Regions from separate parts of the Homo sapiens genome. Here region 2 is linked to region 1. A link is a loop called in an ENCODE intact Hi-C map of the cell type or tissue named here. Cell type or tissue: GM12878. All regions are shown on one strand. Links, peaks and the distances in the headings refer to the core of each region. The heading gives the core; the rest is flanking DNA. Region 1 overlaps GPR180 (G protein-coupled receptor 180). Region 2 overlaps GPC6 (glypican 6).

Evidence for each region. Hi-C counts contacts between places; a loop is a spot of excess contacts. Peaks named below come from ENCODE experiments on the same cell type or tissue, not always from the same donor. Only the 100,000 strongest peaks of a DNase experiment are listed, where the experiment ranks them.
Region 2: it touches region 1 in a loop (9-fold over the local background); 7 of 110 quality-filtered maps call a loop at or near these places.

What each region holds. Positions count from the first base shown.
Region 1 is chr13:94,614,323-94,622,670 of GRCh38, reverse strand. GPR180 (G protein-coupled receptor 180) reads right to left here. Exons shown (of 9, transcript NM_180989.6): 4 at 3,341-3,521; 5 at 3,154-3,203; 6 at 1,436-1,593. Among named protein-coding and RNA genes, the nearest start is that of GPR180, 17 kb to the right of the region's middle. In GM12878, for the core only: CTCF peaks have their summits at 2,178 and 5,084; no DNase peak of the experiment used is centred there.
Region 2 is chr13:94,358,739-94,367,086 of GRCh38, reverse strand. All of the region lies in intron 6 of GPC6 (glypican 6), which reads right to left. Among named protein-coding and RNA genes, the nearest start is that of DCT, 120 kb to the left of the region's middle. In GM12878, for the core only: a CTCF peak has its summit at 4,497 (motif pointing right); a DNase peak (open chromatin) is centred at 4,536.

The DNA.
Region 1 (8,348 bases), core at 148-8,147:
ACCCAGGAGGTGGAGGTTCCTGATTTCTTAACCAACATTTCTGAACTTCACTTTTGCAATACAGAAGTGCTACCACAGAGCTACCACAGCCCATGGTTCATATTTTTACATATTCAAACTTCCCTGTTTTCATATACATATGCTAATATGTGATCTGTATAAAATACGTATGTATTTGTATAGTCTCTGACTGCCTGTCTGATCTGCCTTGTCTGGCTTGTTGAAGATCAGAGCTATATTTAATGTATTCTTCATAAATGTTCATATAAACTCTAGTGTAATATTATCTCAGTTCTCAATTCATATTTGTCTATGACAATAAATTAAAATTACAATGAAATAATAAAAATGAAATTTTTAAAAAGAAATAAAAAGTGAGAATTTAACCTGACATTGACACTACTCTCCATAAGTCCTGGCTCAAAAACATTAAGTTGGTAGAATCTCAACCTTATTTTAATCAATTCTTCTAATTCAATTATTTCTCATCATCCCCTTTCCTGGCACTACCTCCTTTCTAAATATCACCACCTGTGATATGGTCTCTCTCAAATCATTCATGTAAATTCAATACTCCTATTCCACTCAAAACCTACTATATTAAATACTAGGGATAGAAAGATGAATAAAGCACTGACCCCATCCTTCATTAATACATTTTTCAATTTATTTAATGCATTAAACTTACATTATAATGTCCTCTACAGAGCCTAAGTATATAATTCATTTTCATCTATAGCTAATGCTCATCAAAAACTCAGTACAAATTTTTTTCTTTATAACCTTTCTTCTTAATTTTTACAAATCCATTGAACATAGGCATATGGGTATCTTAGAATGTCAATACTATTAATATAGAGGAAAATAAAAAAAAAGGCATGCAGGACCTTTATAAAAGACTAGTTTTGTTTTTACATTTGCTTTCAAAAACAAGATCCCATTCTTTTTTAGTCTATATTTTGCCCTTTAATTAATCTTAGATAATCACCTGAATTCTTTTACGTACAAAGCAGCCAATCCTAAAGATTCTTGACAATGGATAAATCTCAAATTCATGGAATCACTCATTCAGTGTTAAGTACTTACCATGTGCTAGAGAAATATGAAAGAAAGCTATTATTAAGTAGGAAATAAGACTCTAACCTAGTATTAAACATACTGTGCTTAAATAAGCTGATAGGAGCTCAAATTCAGGTAAATTATAATTAAATTCTGCAGTCTACATATAGTAGCATCCAGATAATTAAGATTATTTGATCTAACACTCTTTAAATTCATACTTTAAATGACACAAATTGTAGAAGCTCAGAAATTTCAAGAAAAAAAAAATGACACAAATTCCTTATGGGTCCCAGGTTTCAATTCTGAAATGAGGTATGCTCAAGTTTGCATTTCTGAGGATTACTAAGCAGAAACACTGAGTATCAATACCCACCTGTGTCATGACAATGAATACTGCAATGCCAGTGGATGCAGGCGTAGAATCCCACTGGAGAGGTCTGCTTTGAGACTTCTTCATTCTGACTATTGTCCAACCCATGCATAGACTCAAAAGTAAGTATAACATCTGAATTTGGGAAGCGATGTCAAAAACTAATGGGACATGAAAACCAACGTCAACCAAGTTTTCACAATATAAAAAATTTAGTGCTTTTTGCATTGAGAACATCTTTTTTTTTTTTTAAGAAAAACCACAAAAAGCCATTTTCAAAGAGAAGCTAACGAAATTCATTAAGAGATATTCGCAGGTAATAATTCTAAAGATTTAAAAATTGCCATAAATTTTGTAATATATTTATTAAAATAGTTAAAACAGCAGCAATACTATTTAAAAATACATATATATGCCCATACCATATGTCCATTAAGTCCAACCTTAACTCTTTTCGTTTCCCATTTTTCTTAGCTTTTCTAACTACATAATCCTGTTCTCTATAACTCACTGCTTATTAAAGCAAATTCTAAATACGATTTCTGCAATATGGAGAATACTAGTACCTTCATTTCTGGGTGAATTTTTTTTGATGGCTGAACTATAATGTGAAGAGTATTTTCTAAAACTATTAACAAGAAACAATACAATGAAATGCATAGCTCCCATAACATCCAAACATTGGCTTTACTTTCAGAATCCTGAAGACAAATGAGAAGCTCCATGCATTAGTGTGATGTGCCACCAGGTGGCCATCACCTACACTGCAGGGGAAGCCTGCTACTTCAAACAGAAAAGATGTATCAAAACCACCTGTATCCAGGTTAACACTACAAGAAAACAACAGAAATCTATAAATGCTTCAAGTTTCATATATATATTTATTTTATGAGGTAGCATTTAATGATTTTTAAGAAAACTTATCACTTTTCTTCACAGCATATTTTGATGTGAGTTTTAGGCTTTGGGTCAGAAATAGAAAAGAGTCAGTTATAACAGAGAGTGGAATTATAATAGGAAGAAAAACTTCAGCTTTGAGGTAAGAAAATTTAGGTCTGAGTCTAGTCTCTACCACTCAATAGCTGACTGACATGTGGAAGTATGTTTCACATCACTGAGCCCAGATCCTTTATCTGCAAAATAAGGATATGCAGACCCCTTTTCTATTGAGGATAAGATGAGAGAATGTATATAAATATACCTAAAAACAATGAAAAGGCAGAGTGTGGAGACTCATGCCTGTAATTCCAGGACTTTGGGAGGCCAGGGTGGGTGGATCCCTCAAGCCCAAGAGTATAAGGCCAGCCTGGGCAACATAGTGAGACCCCATCTACAGAAAAGGAAATTTAAAAATCAGCCAGGCATGATGGTATGTGCCTGTAATCCCAGCTACTGGGAAGGCCTGAGGCAGGAGGATCACCTGAGCCTAGGAGTTTGAGGCTGCAGTGAGCCGTGACTGTGCCACTGCACTCCAGCCTGGGCTACGGAGTAAGAACCCTGTCTCAAACAAACAAACAAAAAAACAACGAGGAGCTGTACACATTACCTATTATTAAGAAGAAACTAAGTAAGACATATGGGAACTTAAACTGTAATCCTGTTCTCAGTCAAGCTGATTTCTAAACAATTTTCGACAGAAAATTTATACTATGACAAGAAATAAAAAAAAAGCAGATAGCGAGTGTAAAAGCTTTTTAAAAAATGCTCAGAAAGATACTCACATTCTGCCAAACTTCCCATAAATGGTACCCCTATTCCATCTTTGGAGTAACTGAGGAATTGAAGAAGAGTAGTGTAAATTACAAATGTGAAAAAAATTGTTTATAATCAAAGCAAGCATAATTTTGGTGGACTAATTAGGATTAATTAGATGTAATGATGAACACAGTTTTAGTGGTTTTGAGTTACCTGGAGAAATGAATGTAATTAGCTAAAGCTGAACCAGCTTGTAACAGCAATGCAGTTGTCAGAACCTTTAAAATCATGTGCATGGGTCCGCCTTTCTTAATAGCCTGCCACAATGATTGAGCATAAATGCAAGCAATCACAAAGTACACTAGGACTAGGAGGAAAAAGAACTCATGTAACCCTGTGAAGAGAAGAAAGGGAGTTTGCTTCAGTAAAACAAAGCCAGTTATCGTATTGGGCTGCTTTCAAATCTCCCTGTCAATATATTTCTAGAACTTGTTTTTTAACTGGAGTCATAGCATTCACCTTTGTAAGAGAAAAAAAATTATTAAAACTTAAACAATTTTGTACCTTGGGGCAAAATTTTAACTACAAGAAAGCAGATTAAACCAAACTAGTTAAGGTCAATCTGTAAGAAAGCATAATGGTCAGGGGAACCCAAAGACTCATCATAAAATCACAGTTTTGTTTGAAAACAGTAAATGAAAATAATGATTTCAGCATTCAGTTAGATATACATTTTACCCCCAAAGTGAATTTCTTTTGTAAAAAGTTTAGAAATAGATTACCTCAGTCAATAACAGTTTAATATGCCCTGACAATGCATCTCAAAGTGTGTTCTCTTGCCCAGCAGCATCACCAGGGAATTTGTTATAAACGCAAATTCTTGAGTGCCATCCAGTTTTTGATCTATTGAATCAGAAACTCTGAGTAGAGCCCAGTAATCTGTGCTTTAGTAAGCCCTAAGCATGATTCTGATATAGCTAACACATGAGGACCACAGCTCTGGAATGTCCCAATACCTTGAATTTCCATTTGGACAAACCTTCAAAATATCTGTCATGTCCAGAGATATCTTCTGAGATAAACTGTCTGCAGCTCTTGCCAAAAAAAAAAAAAAAAAAAAAAATCCTGTGCTGATCATGCGACTCCATGCCAGGATTGGCTGAAAATTGTCTAACACCTAACCAAATGGCTACCAATGCAAGGGGCCAACAACGTAACAATTCTGAAAGCTAAGTTAGGCTAATCATCTTCTCTTAGTAGATCAAACTATAAAGCAGAAAGGAAAGAGGCCATAGAAATTGAAGTTGAAAGGAGCTGATGTTGGGACAGGCCAGACGAATCAAACTGAGCCATGATAAAAACCAAAGTTTTGAGGGAGTAGAAATTACAAGTGAGGAAAGACAGATGGCTGGCAAAGAACAAAGAATGTGCAGACTTTGTATTAAAAATGGAACCAGTCATTAGAGCAGCCTCTAGTGCCTACTAGCAGCTTTTTAGTACAGTCTTCATGTAACCTTATTATGTCACTTTTTCTGTGTTCACGTGCAATCTTTTGACTGAGTCTCCATTTTTCAGAAATTTCAGAAAATTTTTATAATAAAGCAGCAGGCTAGCTTTCAGTTTAACAGCTAACATTTACTTGCTTACATGTCAAGACAGTCCCTAATATTAAGGCTTTTACATTCTATCTAACACCAGACTGCTCTAACAGTGGTGTGAATAGAGCTGTCTTAATTGAGTCTATGGATGAACTTTCATTCCAATAGCGAACACCAAGCCTGCTCTAGTTTCCCATTCGGGTAAACTCCAATTAACAGTCAGAGAAGAAAATATTTCTATTATGTGGAAAATAATTTTGTAAAAGCAATCAGAAGACACAAATTATAAGAATCAATAAATAGCTCAATCAGGCTTTTGGCCTCGTTAGGGGGAAAAAAGCAGCAAAAAGTATTTCTGCCACTGGGTGTCTCTCCTGCTCTATGAATATAAATGTGGACAGTTAACTTTTCTAGTGCAGGTGAAAAAGCATGTTTAGACTTCAGGAAGGGAAAAGAAAGAACATATTTTCTTTTTAAACACCTTACATAGAAAAGCATTCCAGCCTTAGAAATAATGGCAACATAATCCTGGGATTATTATAGTACCGGAACAAGACAGAAAATAAAAATGCTAAATATATTATAACAACTGTGGGTCAGTAAAGTTCCTTATGCTATCCTGTGTTTTGAATCTTAGTTTTTATCTTTCCTTCTTAGTATTAAAAAATTAAACATGGCATTCAATTTAAAGTTTTATTTATTTATAATATTTTACAGAATATCTTTAAAGTTTCTGACTTACAGGATAAAGTTTCTGACTCCATGAAGTTACAACTCTACCATGAAAAGAAAATCCTCAGGTTATTTACTGAGGAATGAGAATAATATAGAAGGAAGGGACTCTGGAAAATAAGATATATGTCACCAGCAAAAAATGTCTTAGGATTATTCAAAGTTAATAATCTTCCAGAAAAAGCTAACATTATAACGAACACAAAAATTATTTCATTGACATAACATATTAAACAAATTGAACTGGGTCTGTCCCACACTTTATTCACTGAATTTTAGATGATTCTTCCCTTAAAACTGTACATAAAATGCTTAAAAGATAAAATGCTAGCTCTGCACTCAGTGTTCTTTTAAACAAATCATCTCTTTAAAAAAGTCTGTTTTCTTCCTCTCTTCAGCTACCAATTTTTTGTTTTGCCACAAGCAAAAATTGTTTGTTCACTTTGAAATTAAACTCAATTTGTGTTCACTTTGTTCACTTTGAAATTAAAATCTAATTTTAAAACAGGTGGATACTAATTGTTAAATCTTATTATACTTAAGACTTAATAATACACATGAAAAAAGTATACACTGAAGAAGAAAAATACTCTTAATGAGCATACAACAGGTGGTGAACACTTGTAAGGAAATGTGTAAGGTTTAAGGCAAGCTTAAAGGAAGCAGCATTGGCAAAATAAAGTAGCAAGAAAACTTAGAGGCCAGCTTCAATAAATTTAGCCCCAGCTAAATGATGGTAAATGAGAAAGGAGGAGAGCCTAAGGGGAAAGGGTCCTTGGGTTCTGGGGCAGCACCTGGAACAGACATTCCCGCCTCCCCATGATCCTTGTCTCAGAGCCCCAGTGGTCTCCCACACTCACGTGTCTCAAGATATATCCTGATTAGTCTAAATCAATCAGAAATTCCCATACTCTTACCAGTAGGAGGTAAACCTAACCCTTTTGACATATTTGTCTACTTTTATCTTCTTTCTTTCATGTCAACTTACATTTCTCTTATGATGCTATGACCCAGTTCTGAAAAAGGAAATGTGATAGGAAGCTTCTGGGAAAGACTTCCTTCCTCCTAAAAAGTGATACTGAATATTGCAATCATCTAGACATGATGCTCAGAACTGCCACAGCTAACTTTGAACTTGAGGCAGCTAGCTTAAGAACAACACTGATAGTCTGAGGATAGCAGGGTAGAGAGATGCTAAATAAACCACCCTGGAGAAGCCGCAAAACTTCTTGTTATGTAAGATAATTCATTTCATTACAGTCTACACCACTTGCATTAGGGTTTTCTGTTACTTTAAGCCAAAAACATTCCAACATGTTACCAGCAACACATTACTGAAGCTAAATGGAAGATCCAACCCATTGTCTTTTGGGACATGGAGGAAAAAAGGGATAACACTAAAGAATGAACATAGCTGCTAGAATTTTAAAAACAGTGAGATGGCAGATGTGGCAGAGCCTGTAGTATTATTCCAGTGAAAACCAGTCTATATGCGCCTTTAGGTAATAACACTCTCAGGATTCTGGGTACTTCTTGGTCTCTAATTAGAGTACAAATACAGTTAACAAGGATTCTAATCTTTTAAAGAAGCAGTTTTATTTCATTGTACCTTAAAATATTATAATCCTATTTAGTACTTTGTCAATCGGCATCACACTTGCCTGACTTTGTTTAATCTAGACCAACTCTGTAAAATAGAGGATTAACCAAAGTCTGGTAGATATAAAATACATAATTGGTTTGAAAGAAAACAAATTATGAAATTTAACCAGAATAACCTGTAACATTAATTGCAACTATCTGCACCAGGTTACTCTAATTCAAACCTCTGAGACATGTGGTAATAGTCAATTTTCTGTAAAAAGCATAGCAAATCAATTTTTCCTACTTGTAGCAGATAATTAGGCAAACTAGCAGAAGTTTCTAAAATGAATTGAACATTTTCCCTGTAAACAAATTCCATACCTGAGGCTACAAAGTAGGAAGAATCCCTCTTAAGGCTGTATTTTAAAACACATTACTAAAACAATGTGAAATATGGACTTTTAGATCAGCGGTTCTGTACATAAGAATCAACTTTAGAGCTTTAACTGGCTTCCACTCCAAACCAAATCTATCTGAGTCTCTGGGTGTGAATATCTGAATTTTTGTTTTAACCCTCATAACCTTAAACCAGATGCATACAGTGATGGGTTAAGAACCACTCATTGATACTTCAATGTAGAGTTATTCACAAAAGCTTTTAAGCATTTTAATCAATAAAATGATGTGATGTTTAGAGGAAGCCACATAACAAGGCTGGACGCTTTTGGATACTTCTGGCACTTTCTAATGATTAATCCCCGAAGGTAAGCCTTGCATAGAATGTCATGCTTAATGAAAATACATACGATTATAGTGAGGTTTTGCCCCTTGTTTAAACATTGTTGCTGACATACTCAATGTAACTTCCCCATTGTAGTATAAGAAAGACAGCTTTTAGACACAAGAGTAAGCATAAAATCAAAATCAGTCACAAAAATCAGGAAAAGGTAGGTCAGAAGGAGACAAAACTAAGAACTGAATCATAACGGTTAGTATGCATCATAAAGAAAAGCTAGCCACAACTCAAGATGTTGAGGAAAACACTGGAAGACATAGGCAAGGTTCAGGACAAGGCAAGGTATGACTGGGATTCAGAGGTCCAAGCATGGCACAGGGCACAAATGTGATCACTTTATAGCCTGGGATAAAAGTTTACATGCCAAATTGGTGATGAAGAAAAAGACCAAAAATGGAAGCCTGGATAAGGAGGCAAGTAAAAGCATATCAGGATCCAGAAAAGTCTCATGGATCTACTCAATACATAAAACCACCTTTTGAGCCAAAGGACTACAGCCTGGAAGGCAGGA
Region 2 (8,348 bases), core at 174-8,173, 260 kb after region 1:
ATGAAGGAGGACTTGGGATTTGTTGCTTTGACCTAAGCCAAGTCATCTCCCCTCGCTAGGCAGTTCTGGGTCTTTATGAACAGGGCTTGAGCACATAGCAGAAACACATTCTTATTCTTCCTCCTCTCTTGGCATTGAGACTGAGCCCTCAACTTTTCTCTCTTGCCTGGCTTTGTTCCTTTGCAAGCTCTACCTGGTTTCAAATTGTGAGTGGATTCTGTTTTTCTCTGCCTAGCCCCTGGTAAATGCTCCTTTTGATTCGCTGCTGACCAAAGGTCTGTCCCATCTGCTCTCTCGCTCTCTGCTTTGGAGAACAGCTCTATTCTCCTTGGTGGCTAACTTCGGCCTCTATCTTTTCTCAGGCATTATTTTTGCTGTATAGAGGCAGAAATCCCCAAGGAACTTGCCATGATTTAGAGCATGGATTGTGACAAGTGCTGATTCTAAATTAGGTCATTAGATATGCGGTCTTCATAATGCTGGATTGGAAGATCTCAAGTGCGCTTTCAAAAGAAGAGAATGAATTCAGTATTTCTAGCAGTTATATAAGGCACCTTGAAGCATTTTGGATATTTTATTTTAAACCTGACCTCTGCTCCTACCATCATCTATTCTATCATCATTATGGAATGAAACCTTTTGGAAGTTCTTTGTGGTTTGAAAGGCAAATTTCCCCCATATTTCCTCAATTTCCTGATATAGCTAACAAGATGATGCTAGTGGCATAGGATTGACCCCTTTGTATAGGACTAACCTGGAAATTAGCCCTGATTTGGAAAACTGCCAGAGACCACTCCAATATTTAATAGCTCAATTTTGCCAATGTGAGAAAAAGTTTAATGTTTGAACATTTAGTTTTGCTGAAAAATTCAGATTCTTTGCCAACTCTTACTTCAAATGTACAACCCCTTCACAGGGCCTTTGATGATACTTAGGAAACTCATAGAGAATTTCCATCTCTATTTCTACCTGTGATTGGCATACCACAGTGATTCAGTTAAGCTCATAGCTACCTGAAGTTACTCTGAAAATATTGAAATTTCATCTTCAGGGAATGAAATCCAGGACAAGTAAGTCTGCTAATTAAAAAAGGGGGAGGAGGCATTGCAAAGCATTTCACTTCAAGTTTAGGCATTCCTGAATATTTTAGAATTCGTTATTTAATTCCAACAGTTTGGTGGCTTTATTCTTCCACACCGAAGCTGAGAAATAGATGTGTATTCTGGTCTGTTTCTCTGAAGCCTACAGACATTTGGAACTTACCAGGAAACAAGAAACACCTTTTGCTCACCCAAGAGTGGTGTCACTGAGCATGATATCTTACTTATCTTACGTAAGATATTGCAAACATGATTCCATCCAACAGTGAGAGTACCCACAAGGATGTACACACATTGGAAAAGTAATTTAGATGCAGCATAGGAAAATATTCAGCAACTAGTAGGTGGAAATCAGATTTATCTAAATTCTAAAGCCATTTAGGGTAGAGACGGATTGCCATAAATCTTTTATGGAATAGGCAGCCAAAAGCATATAAATGTCTTTTGGGCATATATGATTTGATTTGTACTTAACTATGTAGACTTGCATTGTGTGGTGCATAATAAATGCTACTTTTACATTTCTTGTGTTATATTTATGCTATAATGCAATGATCTGCCTTTTTTCTTCCTGGGTTTAACTGGGAACTGGTTCGAGTTCAAATACCAAAGATTTTAGCCTAAGGGAATTCTAGGAACAATAGGATGAGATACTAATAAATATGTCTAAGAATGTAAACCACAGCACCCAAGGCTGTCTATGAACTCTTACTCAAATGTAAAGTCTACACATTGGAGAGAAGAGTATGATTTAGCTGAAAGTCTTTCTATGGGTTTCAACTAGGACCTCCCCAGAATATGTGCTCACAGAGATCCGTTTGGTTTTACCTACCATAAAGATTTGCCTATTCATCATGGTTGTGGGCCTCCCTCCCAGCTGCAGGTGACATAGGGGCAGGGCCTCTGTCCTTTGTGCTCACCACCTCCTAGCAGATGTGTGTCCCATCTCCTAGCACAATGCCTGGTTTTTGGTTGTATTCAATAATAGCGAATGAATAAATGAACAATCGGCAGAGTAGGCAGAAGGGCAAGTTCAAATTCTGGGTCTTCAAATGAAATTGTAAATGACATGTAAATTCGACATGCCCTTATTTGCAAAATAAGTTTACTGCCATAGGGAGGGGCATCTTCCTTGTAAGCTTCCCTATATTATAGATAATTGGTTGCTTAGGGTCTGTTTATGGATAGTCACTCCAACTAAACACCCCCACCCCCACACACAGCTGCACACAGGCAGGCACACACACTTGATTCGTATCTACAATGTACTGGGCCTTTTTAAGGTCCTGGGCATACAGTGATTTAAGGGACGTGGTCCTGCCTTCAATTAACCACCCAGTGGAGGAAAGATGATATATACACATAAACGAGCATTAAAAATGGCTCACACATTTAAGGGTTGTAGGGTGTGAGAAGTAAAATCAATATTTTACAATAAGGGAGAAAGAAAGTTCATACATTGCTAGGGCACTTGGAACTGGAAGTACTTAATGAGTACAAATGTCACCATGGGGACATATGGCATTGGGGGACTAAACTGTATTCTTTCTTGCAAATCAAGTTCTTACCCCGGTGAGGTAAATTACCTGTTCCTGAGAGCCATCTGGTTACCTTAAAGATCCAATTTACCCCATGGGGCACCAACCAGGGAGTACGATTTACTCTGCTTATGATTAGACCCAGGTGACATAATTTTGCTTGACTTTCACCTTTGCATCATAAGCATCCAATAACCTAAATGGGTCCTCTTAGTCTCCTACAAGCTGCAGAAGTGTCATAGGCAGCCCACTTTAGCTCCAGTGAGAGAGAAAACAACTTGTAAAATAGCAAAATGGCCATCCTGTTCGAAGAAGCAATGAGAGCCTGAAGGCAGCAATATCCAGTAGAAACATCATGTAAGCCACAAAGGAGCTACAGGTGTAATTTTAAATTTTCTAGTTGCCACATTTTAAAAAAAGTAAGTTGAAGCTAACTTCAATGTTATGTTTTGTTTAACACAACTTATTCAAAACATTGTTTCAATACATAGTGAACACGAAACATTTAAATGAGATATTGTATATTCTTTATTATTTTCTGGTACTAAGTCTTTAAAGCCTAGTTTGTATTTTATACTTACAGTCCATCTCAGTTCATTCCACCGGACATCTCCATTGCTCAATAGTCACACATTGTTAATGGCTGCCATGTTAGATGGCACAGGTTTCAAAATCTGTTGTGGGTTTTTCGCTTAGAGCTCATCTCAGTTCTGTCTACAGCACATCCCTAGTGGTCAATAGCCATGTATGGCTGGTGGCTACCATATTGAGGGCATGGTCTAAGGTCCTTCCTAAGCACGTCAGGAGAGGGGGCCAGTTGCTACTGAGAGGGGTTGAGCATGGTTCCTAGGCTAGGGGTTGTTGTCTGAATGAACTAAAGGTGGGCTATTAGCTCAACATTAGAGAGTTCAGTATCTTCTTCTGAACTTTTTGAGTAGGTTGCATTTCAAATCAACAGAACTCATTTTTCTCTGACCTCACTCTCCTGCCCCTGCTCCATACCCCCAGTCAACTGTCCGAAGTACAGCAGGAAAGAACTGAATCGAAGTTAGGTTACAGTAGAAGTCTGTTTGAATCCAGCCTATGTCTAGAATTGCTTCAGTTTATATAAATGGGAACATGTTCCATCCAGCTTTGTGACAGCCATCAAAATTTTGCCTATGAACAGCTTTTTTTGGTTTGCATTTATTTATTTTTACTGAAGTTTAATAATCATCCAGAAAAGTAAACAAATCATATATCATCAGTTTGATGAATTTCTCACAAGATACTCATGCAATAAAACACCAGATATGTGGTGGTTTTAATAAAGGAAAATATTTTTTAAAGTTTTCGTTGAATCTAACGAGAACACATGGACACGGGAAGGGCAACATCACACACCAGGGCCTGTCGGGGGGTGGGGGCAAGGGGAAGGAGAGCATTAGGACAAATACGTAATGCATGTGGGGCTTAAAACGTAGATGATGGGCTGATAGGTGCAGCAAACCACCATGGCACATGTATACCTATGTACCAAACCTGCACGTTCTGCACATGTATCCCAGAACTTAAAGTAAAATAAAGTTTTTGTTGAATCTAATTCTTTTCACAAGATTTCATTCTCTTGAAAATTAATTTTCTCAAATCATGGATATGCAGGGATTAAAGATTACCAAAGAGCAGAGTTTATTATTGATTTACTGTAACTTTGAGATTATAAATTGCATCTAGGCTCTGGGCATGTACCTACATTTTAAAGGCAAAAGGCTATCAAAAAGTCGAACAGTGACTTGCTTAAAGCAGGCTGACGTCACCCTCTTTTCCTTCAAGATGGTCCAGCCTCGTCTCCAGGCATTTAGAGGCCACCTTCATTATAACCACCAGATGGCAGTGTTGTCCAGTCTTTGTCCACCTTTCACCCCCTTACCAGTCTTATCCCCGAGAATAAAACTGTAGATTGTTCCACTGCATATAAAACTGACAACCCTGTTATTTTAAACTTGAAACTGACAGGCTGTTATTTTAATGAGGTCTACCAGAGCCAAGGTTAACCAAAGCTTTATTTCCCTACAAAATGTTAAGGCCATAGTTCTAAAAGGGGGCTGTGAAATTTTATGTTATTGATACTTTTTCTGACTGTACAAGTTTTAAGATAGATATTTTCTGACAAGTAAAGCTACATGATGAATATAGACATATGTTTATGTATAATAGCCAAATTCTACATTACAATTGCTTCAAATTTCCCCCGATAGGTCCTTTTACTCTAAGTTAAACTCCCCCTGACACAAAATTCTTTGTATCCATTTCAGCCTATGTTGAAGCAAAAGTATGTATTTTTAGCACTTTGACTTTCCAGCTTAATGAGTCAAAGAAAAATTTAAAGCTTATTTCAGTCTCATTAATATTCCAAAATGAAATCAAGTGTAGTATTTAATTCTGTATTTCTATGAAATAAGCTTAGATCCAGAACAGTAAAACTTAGAAAGGATTTTTTATAATAGGTACTTCTACAATGTGTGATGGTTAATGGCATTACCATTTATTTCCTTTCCCTTGAAATGTCTTTTTATGTTGATCAAGGAAGGATTTAAAGTCAGTTACTAACTGTGCCAATATTAAAAACATTAGAAACCACCTTTCCCAAGTGATTTTGCTAACATTTTTTGCACCCTTTAATCTGTTCCAAACAACAATTTTAAACATTTAACCAACCTTCCTGTCTGAATTTATGAAGTACATCCTGCAAATACTCAATCCATTTCTACATTTACAAGATTTACTTGGAACGATTATTGTCACCATTGATTCTTGTTATTGGCCAAAGGCCTGTCCACAAAAGGACTTTATAAGCTCAGGAGGAGCCTGGATTTCCGAAAGTGGGCATTGAATAAATGATTTTCATGTTCAGTTATTATTAATTAGTGGCAATGCCCATTCACTTCAAGAAACATCTAATGCAAACCTACTGTGTATAAAGAACTGTGCCTGGAAGACAAAGTTTATAAAACCAAGTTAGAAACAGTCCCTGTCCTCAGGATCAGCTACGTAATTTGTAGAGCCCAGTGCAAAATGAAAATGCAGGGTTCCCTGTTTAAATATTATTAGGAATTTGAACGTGGCAACTACAGAGTGTCAGGTACTTCTAAACACTGGGCCTTGTGCAACTATGCAGGTAGTATCCCATGAAGCCTGCTTGTCTTCAAGAAGCTATGATCTAGTTGGGTTTTCTTGACCTGTACAACAAGGAGTGAGACAGGTGTTGATAAAAATTATGATAACAACAGTGATGGCTACCATACCTATTGGACACTCAGCAACCAAATCCATAATTGCCTCCAATTTGTAAAAAATGTTGAAAGGTAGCTGTTGATGTCTCAACTTTACAGATGCAATAACTGAGAATTGCATTTCTATGGTGACCTTTTTGTTTAGTGAGATGTCATCAAATCCTCACTAAGTGGCTGGCCCCATGCTACACCCATCACTCCTATCTTATTGTTTAATCACCACAACCTCACAAGAACAGTGAACACACTGAGGCAGTGAAGAGTGAAGTCTCTTGGCCTTGATCACATAGCACAAGTAGTAGGGCCTGGTTTTGAGCCTTGGCAGTGGGGGCCCAGAGCCTGCAGTCTCAAATTAACCATTACAACAGAACTGGTGAACTGGAGAGTGTGAATGCATTTGAAAAGCCCTGTGCCTATTGGTAGGTCTCACTCATTTCAAAAAAGATGGAAAATATATTTGGGGGGAGGAGGATAGCACTCTGGAAATCTTGGTACTCTTCCCTGAATTATCAGTCCATGCTAATGTTCTAGACCTTCTCCAACATCATTGTGATTCTAGCAGCCCTACAAACAATTTCCTAATTCTTGGCCTTTTTTTTAACGCCACTATGGTTTGAGTAGCCTTTCCTAATTTTCTAAACCATTTCTAACAATGCCTATGTCTAGAACCCTCCAAACAAATACAAGACTATACATTTTTCAAGATAACATTTTAAATCAGCCCATCTTCCTTTAGGAGGTCCAAAGACAGATGAATCAAATGCTATTTGCCCAATTATGCTTCTGGTTATGTATAACAGTGGATTATACTGTCCCTGAATCAATCAATCAATCAATCATCTATCATCGATCAGTCATCTATCATCTGTCTTAACTATCAGCGGAAATAATAATTTTCAGGTGGTGCTAAGAACATTCTAGATGCACAATACCATAAAACTTATGCCATTTCTCTAACAGGCAAGTGTGAAAAAATGAAAGTCCTAAAAACTCCTCCTGGCTTTAAAATGGAAAAAGAGTTCCCCTTCTGGATTTTTTATTCATAAAACAGCACAGACCAACTCCTCCCCTGGGTTTCCATGACAAAGGGAGAGTTTTCCCATAGGGCTGCATATGTAGGCTGGAAAGCCAGCCCTACATATTTAATGGTCTGTATCTAACAACATTGCATTAGAAATCCTCTCCTTGAGACTATTTCTCTTATGAAATGAAAAGTAGTAAAGAAAACAAAATTTTCACCACCCTGCCATAGGAACCCATGGGGACTTGAAAGGGCTTTGCATTTTCCTATTACATTGTACTTGGGAATAAGGTTGAGAAGCCAGACAGTAAATCTGATTCAACCAAATCCAAAGCGCTTGGAGGAATCACCTTTTTATTGCAGATAAGTATAAAAACAGTACTGGAAGCACACTGGAATCTGAAAGATCAAACGCCAGGGGCTTTCTGTTAATAGATTTGGTAGCTAAGCAGTGGTATTTAGAAAATAGCCTTTATCTCTTCAAAAAAAAAAAGGTCTCAGCAAAAGGAGCTCTGAATGTAAATAATTAGAATGATTTGTGTCAAGTTAGCCTCAATATTAGGTTGCTTTTCTATTACTTCTTTGACGAGCCTTATGTTTTATTCCTGATGCACTGGAAAGTCATAGTATAATGATCATGCTGGCATGTGAGGTTACACTGTGAGTCTTTCTGAACAGAATGGAACCCTAACCTCTCAATTTTTCCCCTAGATTAATAAATATAAAATTCACTGATATTATTTTTTGTATTTTTCTCATTAGAAGCTACTTCTGAATTTTTATACTATGCCATGGTGATCCATAAATGACAAATTCCAATATGCTTCATGCTCTTTATTATTCTTTTTAGTATAATTAAAGGAAAGTTAAACAGTCTTTTGAAAATAGTTTTCATTTTATTTCTTCAAATTATTTCCTATGTGGAAAACCGACCTTCTTTTTCAAGCCAAATCACAAATATTTAAAAAAGGCCTAGTGCATTTTCAATTTGCTTCTTTTGTCCTCAAAAAGGTAAGAGGGTTTCTCAATGTTTTTTCCAAAGATAACTGAAAGTGGGGTGTTATTTATCCAAGTGCCTAAATGAGATATACCAGTAAGTTCCCCTTCTCCATTATTTATATGGTCGAGAGGAAAGGACAAACTTCAGAGGAGCTAGAACTTTTGTCCAGAACTTGATTTTACTTTTTTTGGTCCAAAAAGGTGACTCCACAACAAGAAGAGACACTTAGAAATCTCTTTCGCTTGACATTTTAAAAACAGTTTTTTTCTGAAAACAAAGCCATTAGAACAGGCTTTCCTAAAACATGATGAAAAAGAGGATTTCAGGAAAAACATGCTGAGTATCCTAGAAAATCATGGAAACTCTGTAGTCATCTTTACAAGGAAAAGAGCTTTTCCCTGATCAAAAATGGTTAAG